Linked DNA regions of Mus musculus: region 2 is linked to region 1. A link is a contact called in ENCODE Hi-C data. All regions are on one chromosome and are shown on one strand. The core of a region is the stretch at or near the end of the contact, and the rest is flanking DNA. Distances in the headings are between cores, read along the strand shown. Region 1 has its middle 78 kb from the start of Gm34044. Region 2 has its middle 62 kb from the start of Gm33782.

The links. Hi-C counts contacts between places; a loop is a spot of excess contacts on that map.
Region 2: a loop to region 1 is called in a map of v-Abl transformed pro-B cells, with 4 times the contacts of the local background. The contact joins two enhancer-like sites. A Hi-C loop is called at or near these places in 2 of 37 maps with a recorded cell type or tissue (mature B cell and v-Abl transformed pro-B cells).

What each region holds. Positions count from the first base shown.
Region 1 is chr10:97,310,962-97,317,330 of GRCm38, reverse strand. No RefSeq gene overlaps it. Among named protein-coding and RNA genes, the nearest start is that of Gm34044, 78 kb to the right of the region's middle. Within about 2 kb of position 3,522, at least 3 of the 3 ENCODE cell types and tissues checked have a DNase peak (open chromatin) inside an H3K27ac peak, as active enhancers do.
Region 2 is chr10:96,367,502-96,373,870 of GRCm38, reverse strand. No RefSeq gene overlaps it. Among named protein-coding and RNA genes, the nearest start is that of Gm33782, 62 kb to the right of the region's middle. Within about 2 kb of position 2,332, at least 2 of the 3 ENCODE cell types and tissues checked have a DNase peak (open chromatin) inside an H3K27ac peak, as active enhancers do.

The sequences.
Region 1 (6,369 bases), core at 2,273-4,772:
CCACACTAAAATTTTCTATTAAACTTTCTGTAATTTAATGTCTAATGTTCTTATCCCATTCAAGACTCTGATATCCTATGAGGTCCTTGTTTTTGTAAAGGTACTTTCCTTTGCCCATTGCTAACATTGGATTGGTTCAAATTCTTCATATGTTTTCAAATTTACCTAAGAAAAACGACCTGTCCAACTTGTGAACTATTCACAGGATATAAACAGTTCAAAGAACAAGTGATGGGCAGTTATACAGTCAGACACTGTTCAGCCGAAAGCACTATTGACACAGATTGTTTCTCTGCACACTGGGCTCAACAAAGCCAACATAATTCACACAGAGAATCCTTCTGGAGGGCATTGAATTAATCAAATTGAAGAAATGACAGTCAAGGAAATAGTGAATGTGTTGTATGGAATGTTCAGAAGTGATCTTGCGTACACACACACACACACACACACACACACTGTTTAGAAAAACTGCTGTCAGTGAGATGGCTCAGTGGGTAAGAGCACCTGTGGGGAGCGGGTGTGGCGGCAGTCCCAAAGGTGCCAGGGACTGCAGCTAAGTCATATGACTTGCACCTAACTTCCTCATATAAGACACAAACATCTTGAGTGCTGCGCAGGTGTACCAGGATACAGGTAAATCCAATTTGGTGGAGATTTGCCCCTGCTGCCCTGATTAGCTGAAGCCTCGTGACTGGCGAGGGGGCGTGGCCTGCGGTGCGTGGATGAGAGAAAGTATAAAAGGAGTGAGAGGCCCAGGGTTCGGGTAAGAATCAGGACTGAATAAACTGCTGTTAGAAGGACTGGTGGTCGCGTCGTTCTTGCTGGTCGAGAGCGGGCGCGACAAGCGCCCGACTGCTCTTCCCAAGGTTCAGAGTTCAAATCCCAGCAACCACATGGTGGCTCACAACCATCCATAATGAGATCTGACTCCCTCTTCTGGAGTGTCTGAAGACAGCTACAATGTACTTACATATAATAAATAAATTTAAAAAAATAAATAAATAAAAAGAGAAAGAGAAGGATCCCATGGATTTACTCTTAACTGCAAGTTGGGGAGATGGGTGAGGAGTGACAAAGGGGATGCAGCTCAGGAGGAACCTGAGAAACATTCCCAGAAGGGAACATGGACGGGGGTGGGGTGGGGCGAGGTGGGGAGCTTGAAGCAAGACTCCTGGGAAGTGAGAAGCAAGCTGAAGACACCAGCTGTCATTGACAGACATCCTTCTCCACCATTTTACCCAACACACAGAAAACTGTCACTCCTCAGCAAGAACCCATTTTGTCATGATAGAACTAGGGTTTGGTCTACTCTATCGGTTCTACAAACACATTGGCATGAGGGCTTCAGTTCAGGGACTGCACCCATCTCTCGGTTAACATGATCACAGTTTAGTCAGCAGGTGATCACAAGATATCTTGGAGGCCTAGGGATCTACATTTTGCAGACAACAATAACTCCATTTCTTACCTGGTTAGTTTGGAACCTGGCAGCATCCAGTCCTTTTCTGCTTACCATTCTCATAGAGGCTCAGGCAAGGGACCTGCATATGTTTCTTCTCCCAGGAGAACTTCCATGGACAAGAAAATGTACACCAGGGTTGGATAAAACTTAACAAATGCTGGGTGGAGGGGTTAAATGTTATTTTCTTTAAAAAATAATAATATACCTATTTTATTCTAATAGTTTTTGCCTTTAGGGAGTTTATATATAAACCCAGAGACTGCGAGGTGAAGACACATTTAAAAAAATTGATATGATCGTTGTATATTTACTTTTAAACCAGACAAGCATATAATCAAACCAAACCACAAACAAACAAACAAACAACCCAAATCAAGGCACTTCCCAGATGATTAAGTCAAGAGCAAAATGACCCGGCCCAAAGAATGAGGGCCTAGCATCAAAAAAGTGTCATGGATTAATTTTTACTGGAGTTCAATGTGCTATATGCCACTGCCAAGAGAAAAGAATCTTGCCTGGTCTCAGTTTTTTTCAGATTCTTTGACTCTAATAAGAATGAATATTAAACTAAATTGTTAGCAGCTGGTTGCCTATCTAAACCTAGCAAAGTTCCTGGGAGCTATTATAGAGGTTTTAGAAAGCTGACCTAGTGTGCCTCACACAGTTGTTGGAAAGAGTGGCCTCTTTTCCAGGTGCATTGTTACAGTCGTTCAAATTCACCATCAGAAAAGCAGGGGACATTTCTCCCCAACAGTGAAATCTGCTAAGGCAAGGTACACACCTTCCCTACATCTTGACTGTTCTCCACAGTTCTGCTAGAACTTTTGTGTAAACTTTTCCTTATCCTTGGCTACTTTTGTTATGGAAGCCTCTCTCCTGAAGAACGCCTGCATCTTTGAATAGGATCCTAGCCATGTCTCCCAGGAGCCTTTGCGGGATTTCTGCACTTGCCTGACACCATGTTTAAATGACACTTTCGTGGTTTGCAACAAAAAATAACAGGCCTTTTTCAGGAGATGAACAAAGAACAACAAATAAAGTCATATCGCCAAGCTTGGATAAATAAATACTAGGCAAATCTACAATTTAAAAATCTCTTGTAAGAACCAGGGGAGATTCTTAACATCTTTCTTATTTAGGCCTCCACAACCCCCCCTTTCCTTTGCAGGAAATAGTTTCATTTTTCTGCCAATAAATTGCTTTGTGATATATATTTTGAGATCAACTTAGCTTTTTCTGCTTTTTGGCCTATTAAACGGAAGGCTCGGGGGTTGGGGGGTGAATCAAACTTTACAACCTGGTATTTTCACATCTGGCAACTTTTCGTTTCCTGGATATGTTAGATAATTTACAAACTATGTGTTTTGATGCCTTGTCACTTAAAGTGTATTTAGGGAGGTTAAAAAAAAAAAGTCCCCCACTGAACAATCGGTTGAATATGCTGCAAACCATGCTTTATCTAAATACCCCCACAAAAATACCCCACACTGAGTATTTATAATTTTAGATGCCACACATAAAGTGTATACATGTTGCAGTAATTATATACATATTGAATGCGGTAAGGGAGAAAGATGGATATTATTGTAACTCTCATTCAGTCACTGATGAAAATTTTGTCAACCCAAAATGAAAATCTACAAAAATCCCTTGTTAAAAGCACCTTCACACTCGTATTGAAACTGTGTGTGTGTGTGTGTGTGTGTGTGTGTGTGTGTGTGTGTGTTTAATACGTCCACACACTATGAAATGTTTTTGGATCAAGTCTGAATACAATATATTTTAGGCTTTCTCTTCCTAAAAGGGTAATACAGAGCTTGTGAAAACGCAGGTCCATTTCTGAGTTAGTTGTTTACGAAAAAGCACATGCTAATGTAACAGTGTATATGGAATTAAAGAGAAAATGTCAAACACGCCGTGACATCCAAAATACATTCAGCTGCTGCCTTTTACTATGGGGACTTTCATTCTGCCGCGGACTGCCTCCAAGACCCAGTGGTTTTGTGTGTTGGGTTAAAAATAGCCTGCCAAGCCTGACAACTAGATTCTGATTGGCCCGAAAGGGAGGCCGTTCAGCCAATGAGAGCGTCTGGGAACAAAAGCAATTCTTTTGTGTGTATGTGTGTGAGAGAGAGATGCTCAACCCACGTCAAAACAGCTTCGGGCTGTAGAAATGATTTGGGTAGAGATTTAACAAGGTAATAATGCATTTCAGCCCTCTGAAAGGTTTGAAGCGGAACAAAGCGGGGGGTGGGGTGAGGGGAGCCGGGAAATCTACAAAAGAAATGGAGCCAGAGCTCAGCTTCTACCGATGAATCATATGGGTGTTCGTGCTACAAGCAATACTCGTTTTCCTTCCCCCCACCTCCCTGAGACCTTTACTTACTTTTCAGGCATTTTCTCCTCCCAAACAGACAAAAGCCATCAAAGGCTTTTTACTAATGTGCAAGTTTGTTGTTGTGATTCGCTGGCAAGGAGAAAGGGACAAAACCCAACTACAAAACTCATTTCATTAAATGTCACAAAAAGAAAACAAAGACCCATGAGTTGTACGCCGTGAGTAGTGAAGATCCTGAAACTTTGAGCTTTAGATTGTGGGTATCAAACACAGCCCACACTCTCAAAGACAGTTCCGGGTCGCTCTCCAGATATGGAAAACAAAGAGGGACTTGATTAGAGACAGCTCTGGGTGCTCAAGGCCTTGCGAGCATCGGGCCGCCAGGGGTCGCTGTTGCACAGTCGACGAATCTCTTCCGCGGCGCTTTCCTGTGTGTCTTTAAGGAAAGAAATAGGATTTGATAGGTACTTCTAGCTTAGGACTAAAAAGGGGTTTGGGGGGGGGGGGTGAGGGGGCGCTGTCGCCGTTTGAAATCCTTAAGTACGGCTTATGATCAACACTATGGGACAAAGCAACCGAAAACACAATTTACTATACAGGGAATTTAGTGCCACGGAGGACAAATGTTGCTGCAATAACTTGGTATTGTGACTTAAGAGAGCTTTTCCTAAACCACGTCGCGATTTTAAATTAGATGAAAAGAGTGAGCACACAACGCTGTTACGGATACCTTATTGTCTCCAATATGTATATGCGAGTGACCTGTGTAATGTACCCAGCCAGACGTGTTTTGGCAAAACAATTCAGATAATACGTGGCTTACATATTAACCACAGAGGAAAGTGTCAGTTCAACACACTGTTTTCCTCTTGAGCGTAGATTTCACGGTACAGGACACATAAGCAAAACTTAAGAAACCTTTACTCCTGGTGTGGGTGTGGCATCTAAAATAACCCCGCTTCTGAGTAAAAGAGGAACAAACGTTTATAGTCTAATTGGGCATGATAAACTAACAATGCCCAAACATTTTCTGTTTGAGAAAAAGCATAACATATTTATTTGTGAAGTATTGTTCCAAAGTACATATTGGAGCCAGTAATGGACTTTTTTCCCCTGTTCATATTCATCTAGCAAACATACAAAACTGGAAGCGTCCTGTGCCTTTCTTTTTCTATGACACTCAATTATAATGCGTTGTACACAGCATATAAGGAACTAAAAGGCAAAGAATAAAACCTACTGATTAACTATATTTCCAAACAGCTACATTCCCAGAAGACTGTGTGTATGCCTGCCTGCACGTATTCAGCATTCGACAGCTCCAAAAACAAGGTCTATTCCCTTAAGGACTGTCATGAGTTTTATGAAGTTTGCTCAATCATGTTGGCCTAACAGCAGCTAGAGAAACTGATCATTTAGCCAGTAGGTATAATTGTCGTAGAGAGCCCAAGAGACTTAATAGAAATAGCATGAGGTGGTGTCAGTGGAAGAGTGTTGGGCCACCGTATGTATACTGCCTTATTCCATGCATTGGCTGAGTTCCTTACTTGCTCAAACCCAGGCCTTGCAGCTGCCCCCCATGCCAGACCCATCCCATTGGCAAGCACCAATCCCTAATTTTACTAAAGATGCTCTGTTATGCTTCAGACAGGAGCATCTTGTCCTCTGAGAGGCTCCAACCAGCAGCTGATTGAGACAGTTTCAGACACCCACAGCCAAACAGTACATGGAGCTTGGGAACTCCTACGGGAGAATAGGAGGAAGGATTGCAGGCCAGAAGGGGATAAGGACCCCATAGGAAGACCAACAGAGTCAACTAACCTTTGGGGCTCTCAGAATCTGAACTACCAACCAAAGAACATACACAGGCTGGACCTAGGCCTTCCCGTACATATGTAGCAGATATGCAGCTTGGCCTTCATGTGAGTCCCAAATAACTGGAATGGAGGGATTGACGTGACTGCCCCAAAAGCTGATGCCTGTAGGTGGGATATGTTCTTCTAGTTGGGCTGCCTCCTCGTCTTGCCTCAGTGGGAAGAGAAGTGCCTAGCATGGAGGAGACTTGATGTCCCAGGGTGGGGTGTGTTCTCAGAGGGGCCCCTACCAGCTCAGATGAGAACGGGGGGGGGGGGGGAGGGAGAGTGGGGGAAGGGTTGCGGAAGGGGGTGACTGGGATGGAGGCTGTGAGCTAGACGTAAAGTGAATAAGTAAAAAAATAAAATTAAAGAGAGAGACAGAGACAGAGACAGAGAGATGAGAAAATGCAAGCAGTTGTTGCCCACACTGCTCCACCTCTATAGCCACCTTCATCATCTGCTTAGAGTCACACATGTTCTTTACAAGAAAGCAAACTTACTTTTTCTATACATGGCGTTCACTCCGATGAAGTCATTCCTAATCTCATTCCTAGTCACATCCATTAAATGAGTGTTTAAAGATTTCTTCCATTTCCTTCCTGCTTCCCTTCCATTTCCTTCCTGCTTCCCTTCCATTTCCTCTCTGCTTCCCTTCCATTTCCTCTCTGCTTCCCTTCCATTTCCATCCTGTTTTCCTTCAACATTCACTC
Region 2 (6,369 bases), core at 1,083-3,582, 940 kb after region 1:
TTCTTTCAGGCTCACCACGACATACACAGGCCAGTTGCTTGAGACTAGCTCCTGTCAGAGGTCACCCTGTTTTGTAGTTATCTGAGTGCCCAATAGCTTTGCTTCGCATTCTCAAAGGCAGACATTCACAGATCAGTGGCCCTGAGGGAGGCCAAGAAGAGCATGGCATTCAAGCGACAGGAAGAGGATGCTGGGTTTTAGGTAGAGCAGTTAAGAGGAAGCGTCTCTCAGGCCCTGATAGACAAGGAGGCTTCTGCAGAAGGGGTAGGGGTGGGGCAAAGGGCAGAGAAAAGGGCCTGTGGATTCTGCTCAGTCTTTGTGATGCATCGAAAAGAAGGACTCTGGAAAGACTGAGCCTAGCGATTCTCAAATGTTCACGGAGATCTTGCAGATTCTGTTTGAGTGCTTCTGATGCCAGGCACCGAATTCTGCATTTCTAACAGTCTCTGGGGGAGGAGTGGTTACGGATATCAGAGCTTAGGCCATACTGTGAGGCACAAGGGTGTCAGAGGACTCCCCCTGTGCTAACATAGACAACACAGTGGTAGCTGCTCACTGCGCTCTCTGACCTCCTCGTAGGCATTCTCAGTTTGACACAGTCCCTTCTGGAAGAGTAAATGGACCCTCTGTGTTTCTAAAGCCTGAGCTTTCTTCCAAGCCTCTCTCTAGCCTATCCTCCTCTAGGATTCCTCTACCCCTGGAGGCCTCTGTGATTCATGGCTTTTGTGGGCTTCTGTACCCTTTCTTGTGCCTACCAAGGCATTCTCTTGATCTGTCTCCTGACTAGAACTGTAGGTGTTGAGTACGGACCATACATCTTATTCCTCTTCACTTCACAGGGCTCAGAGGGAGCTCGGGTCATTAGGAATACGCTGAGACTGCCCAGCGTACTCTAAACAACTTAGACAAGAGTGTAAGCCTCGGCTCTCTCACTCAGCAGCTGTTAAAGCCGAGACAAAGAGCTGCTCTTTGAGTTTTAGCGGTGGTGATAGGTGCGAGGAATGTTGATACCCCCACTGGATTGTTGGGAGAAACTGAGAAAATAAAGTTAGCCAAGTGTTACATCAAGTGTCTACCATAAAGTCAACACTCCATAAATTTAAACCCTCTCCCCTTGAGTCCATTTTTCCTTTGCCCTTATTAGGAGTTAATGGTATGTTCTCTTCCTGACGCCCTTTCCTTGAAAAAATACCATGTCAGATGCAACATTCTTGGGAGTTTTTCCTCTATCCCCATAGTCCACTGTAGGCTGGAAACATCTCAAGCCTGCGCTACCAAATACAATAGCTTAATAACTTGTGTCTATTGCAAAAGAGCAATGTTACCTTTCACGAGCGCACGTCTGGCTGACAGCTGCTGCAACTTGGTGCTACCTAGCATCCTGAGAGAGAGCATTGTGCCACATAATGGTAGACTGCGGACAGACCAGAATGCAAGGTATAGCTTCCTTGTATAGTTTTTTATATCATCATTACACTAAAATTAAAAACGTGGATTGATCCACAGAATATCCGAGACCATCTGTCTCCAAGAAGGATTTTGCAGAAATTGAGAGAGGGGAACTTTCTCGTGGTGTCTTATTGTAGCAAATTTTGTGCATGAGCTGTTTAAACTCAATAGAAATGTGCAGCTAAAAATTATTGTTGGGGGATGGCTATGTAGCTCTATGGAAAGAGTATATCGTCAGCATATATGAAGCACTCAGCATCCCCCACATCCCAAAATGTCCTTCTTTCTCATCTTAAAACAATACACTTCTCTCGGGATAAATTCAGCTGCTTTACTCCGTCATCCCCGTTTCCTTATTGGTATTTTTAAAAATATTTTTTATTACATATTTTCCTCAATTACATTTCCAATGCTATCCCAAAAGTCCCCCATACCCTTCCCCCCACTCCCCTATCCACCCATTCCCATTTTTTTGGCCCTGGCGTTCCCCTGTACTGGGGCATATAAAGTTTGCGTGTCCAATGGGCCTCTCTTTCCAGTGATGGCCGACTAGGCCATCTTTTGATACATATGCAGCTAGAGTCAAGAGCTTGGGTTTGATGACGTACATGTACATTGTTCTCAGGAAAACCCAGTGAATTTTTTTAAGATCTCAAATCCAATCTGCATTGTCAGCTGGCCGCGGTGATACACACCTGTGATGCCAGCACTTGGGAGGAGAAGGCAGAATAGTGAGTTCTTTAGGAGTAAACTGCTTATTGCAGCGGAGTGTCTCTCTGCAGACACGGAGCCAGGAACTGTGATCAAATGATACGCGCGACTTGAGGCGAGGCGACAGCGAGCTCTGGAAGAGCCAAATAGTCTTTCTTGCACGTTATCTCTCTTAAGGCCTCCAGTGAGTTTCTACAAAAGGAAAACATCGAGCTTTGGAGTGAAGCGAGGAAGGGCCCGGGATTAGAGGGGATTTCACACATTGTCAAGCCCTGTGGATCACCACATGTGCGTGTGGATCCGAAAGAGTCTGGGAGACTCGTGGATAAAAGGAAAAGAGCTTGTCTAGAAAGGGTTGCTGCTGGATAGACAAGGCTGATTAAACAACAGCAGCGGCGGCGGCGCGCATCACCCAGTCTCTGAAGAGCAGCAGGTGCTGGCTGACAGACAGACACCTTTCCCGCACATGCTCAAGTGAGAAGTGGAAAGAGCTCTGGGCAGGACTATTTTGGGTTCCCAGTGACCTGTGTTGCTATGACATCTGAGATTCGTGGTTAGACCGGATGCCGGATGTCGCCCAGCAGCTGATCGAGAAACCTCTGAAAGTTCACTTCTCTTCTCGGAAATCATCTGTGCATCACAGCTGAGGGAAAAGTGGTTGGGCTGCTCTGTTTTGGGGGGTTTCCCCGCCCCCAGCCCAAGTGAACTGAAGGAATTGAGGGCCTTGGTCTTATAAGCAGCCTTTAAAGTCACAGTGTTTAAATTCTGTGTGGTTTCTCTTAGTGTTCCTATAGGCGCTGCTAATTTACACGTCACCCAGCAGTTTATGTTGATCCTGTCAGCTGCTTATTAACCACCGGAGTGGCACACACTTGGTGAAGTACAAAATGTCAAAGTGAAATGAACTGGTGAAAAGCTTACCCCAAACAGAGCCGGGTGCTGGATGTCTGAGACACTGGCAGTCTGGCAGCTAAACTCGCCGGAGAACTAAGTACCGGGGGCTACAGCAGAGAGTGAATGGCTAGTCCTATTCTTTAGTCAGGAGTGCCTAGTGACTGCCTCTGACACTTTGTGATCCTGGGAAACTTTGCTTAGGTTTCTTGTGCCTAAATTTTCTTCTTCGATAATATATGGTCAATAATATAGTATATTATTCCAGCATGCCGTCCTTACTGACAAGTATCTGTCAATGGTTTGTTTGGGTTTTTTTTATGATTATTGCTGTTAGGGGTGGAGGGAGATGAGTACGTAAGGATCTAGGGAATTATTATCAAAGATCAAACTTGAGAAAAGATATCAGGGAACTTGGTAGTTAGTGCACCTAGAGTCAGGACTTCATAGTTATAAGGAAGGTGCTGGGACATAAGGAGTCGCCAGGACAGAAGAGCCATTAAGGAAGGACATCGTTGTTGTAGGCTGGAGTGCTGGTGTTTTCAGAGAGGTACCCCATTTATTTGTAAGAAAAAAAATATGAGATTTGTCGCTAAGCAACGTGCTTACTAGGTCATACCAAGGTGTTAGTGGGCTTGGCTTCTTTACTGGATTCTCGGAGGGAGAAGTTGCTTCCAGGTTCATGCGACTCACGAACCTGGTCCAAAGTCAGTTCCTGATAGCTATGTAACTGAGGCTCCTGATGCCTTGCATGCCATAAGTTAAGAGCCTTTCCCAGCTGAAATCTGCTTTGGTTCACCCCAACATCAAGTGTGTTGGGTTCCTTTTTTAATATGCCTCTCTGACTGTCCCAGAGCAAAAAGCTTCATTGCTGGGACTCCATTCAGAGTCGTGTGGAGGCCCAAGTTAACCTCAGGTGTCATGGAGACAGGGTTTCTCCTTGGCCTGAAATTCATGAATAAGGCTAGTCATGGAATCTCAGGGATTTGTCTGTCTCTGCCTCTCCAGTCCCAGGTTTATAAGCATGATCCTCCATTCCCCAACCCTTAATGCAGCTTCTAGAATATCCTTGTGTTTTCATGGCAACAACTGAGCTACCTCCCAGTCCCTGTCCTTTGCTTTAAAGGCCTCATATGATTGTGTCTCATCCGCCAGCACATTCACAACATTATATCTTAAAGTTCATAACCCTAATTATACCTGCAATGTCTCTTGCCAGCTCACATCTTCACAGGCTCCAGGGATTAGGATCTGGGGTCTTTGTGAAACATTCACAGGACTTGCCATAGTCACCCTGTGACTGACAGTCATTACCAAAAGAAGAGCGAGCTGGGTGCTGCAAGAAGAAAGCAACACCTCTCTCCTAAATCTTCACACTTTGCAACAAGAACTGACATCCAGAGCCAAGTAGAGTTTTGACTGACATGTACTGGAGTAGCGAGGTTCAAGACCGGCAAGTTTAAAAATATGATCAGATAAAAGAGAAAAATAAATACGGCTTCAATCTCCCCAAGTCAGTAAGTATGGAAACCTGAGTCTCCATCTAATTATTGACCATCCAGGTAGCCACACCACCAAAGTAAGGTTCCATAAAAGCCCATACTCTGTATTTAATGAGTATATTTGCGGTGTACAAGGTATTTGGGAACTTGTGAATTCTCAGATCCATTGCTAGATAGCTTGAACATGAAGATGGTAGTATTGGGAGGAGGGGCCTATGGGAGGTAAATAGGTTATGAGGTCCCTCTTTATGTAAGGCTGAGAGCTTGACTAAAAGGACTCACTACTCTCCTCCTTCTCTGTGGAGATGTAGGTTTCTTGCAACTAGCAGATACAGCCTGGGAAGTGAGAAGTAGACCTCATAAAAATAACTGAATCTATCAGAGTTCTCAGGCTAGAGAGATGTCTGAGCAGTTAAGAGAAAGTACTGCTCTTACAGGGGATCCAAGTTTGGTTCCCAGTACCCATGTTGGACAGATGATTAACTCTTGGGACTCTATCCCCAAGGAATTTGACAACCCCTTCTGGCCAGTTGAGGCACTGCACACACACACACACACACACACACACACACACACGCACACACACACACAAAGTTGAAAATACAAAACAAGATATTAGACTTTGCAACTTCTAGAACTGTGAGAACTAAATGTTTACTCTTTATAAATTATTCAGGCTCTGGTATTTTGTTTTATTTTGTACAGAACAATAAAGTCTCCACCTCCAGGTGTACTAACTCAGAAGGTCCATAAATCAACTTCTCTATAATGGCTGTGTTATAGCACACATATAGTCAGTATGTTTGAAGAATGAGTGACAGTACTTACTAAAGATGCCTAGTAAATCTAATCCAGAAACTCCAAACACCATCCCCTGGGGAAAATGGCAGCCATCTGTCTGAAAACTGAGTTAGTTAGTAGGGACCCACTAGATAAGGGGCTTTGGTGTTATGCTCTAAAGTATTCTAGGATAGAACTCAACACCCCTCTTTTATGTACTTGATATCTGTTTCCTCCTAAATAAACTGGCTTCAACCTAAAGGTGAAAAAAGGAGGGCAGCTGGAACCAGAAAGAAAATAAGAGACATATTCTGGAATTTTAATCAGAATGAGGTCATAGCAGGAAGCTGTTGTTTTTCTGCATTTTTTTTTTCTCTCCTTTTAAGCAGAAAAATTCCACCCAAGATGCCGAGCAGTTGATCTTCCACCTGTGTTTCTGTGTCTGATAGTTATGTGGGTCAAAGTGGGGAGAGCAGACACCTGGAAAAAGACACCTGCCTGTCCCTTGGACACACAGCACCTTTTTATTGTCAGATATTCTCACCCTGGTACCAACTGGAAAGAGATTGCACGCCATTTGGGCAGCATACCAGACAGGAGGAATTACCAAGGACCTTCCAACCACATGGCCATCCCTTCCCTTCACCTCCATTGTCTCCCAGGTCCGGATCCATCAAATGCCTTCCTTGATGTTCATGTAAGAGTTCTCCCTTCAGAGAAGTGAAGAAAAGGCTTTGAGCTCACATGGCTTCAGTTCAAGTCTTACTAGTAGTTTTGTAGGCTTGTGTTTTAAGGACCGATTTTTAAATTTTCCTGTGCCCTGGTGTATCCATATGTGAACGGAAGATGCTAGCAATTCCTACTTTTTGGAGTTCCCAGGTGTGTTCAATGAGATGATACATATCAAGAAGAGTTCTTGGCACCCATAGCTATAAATCAAGTAAACTAGCCTGTCTTCTGTCTGGCATGTGTACTGCTCTGATTTTTTTTAAATTTCTTTTCTTTTCTTTTCCTTTTAAATAAGGGCATGCTGTAG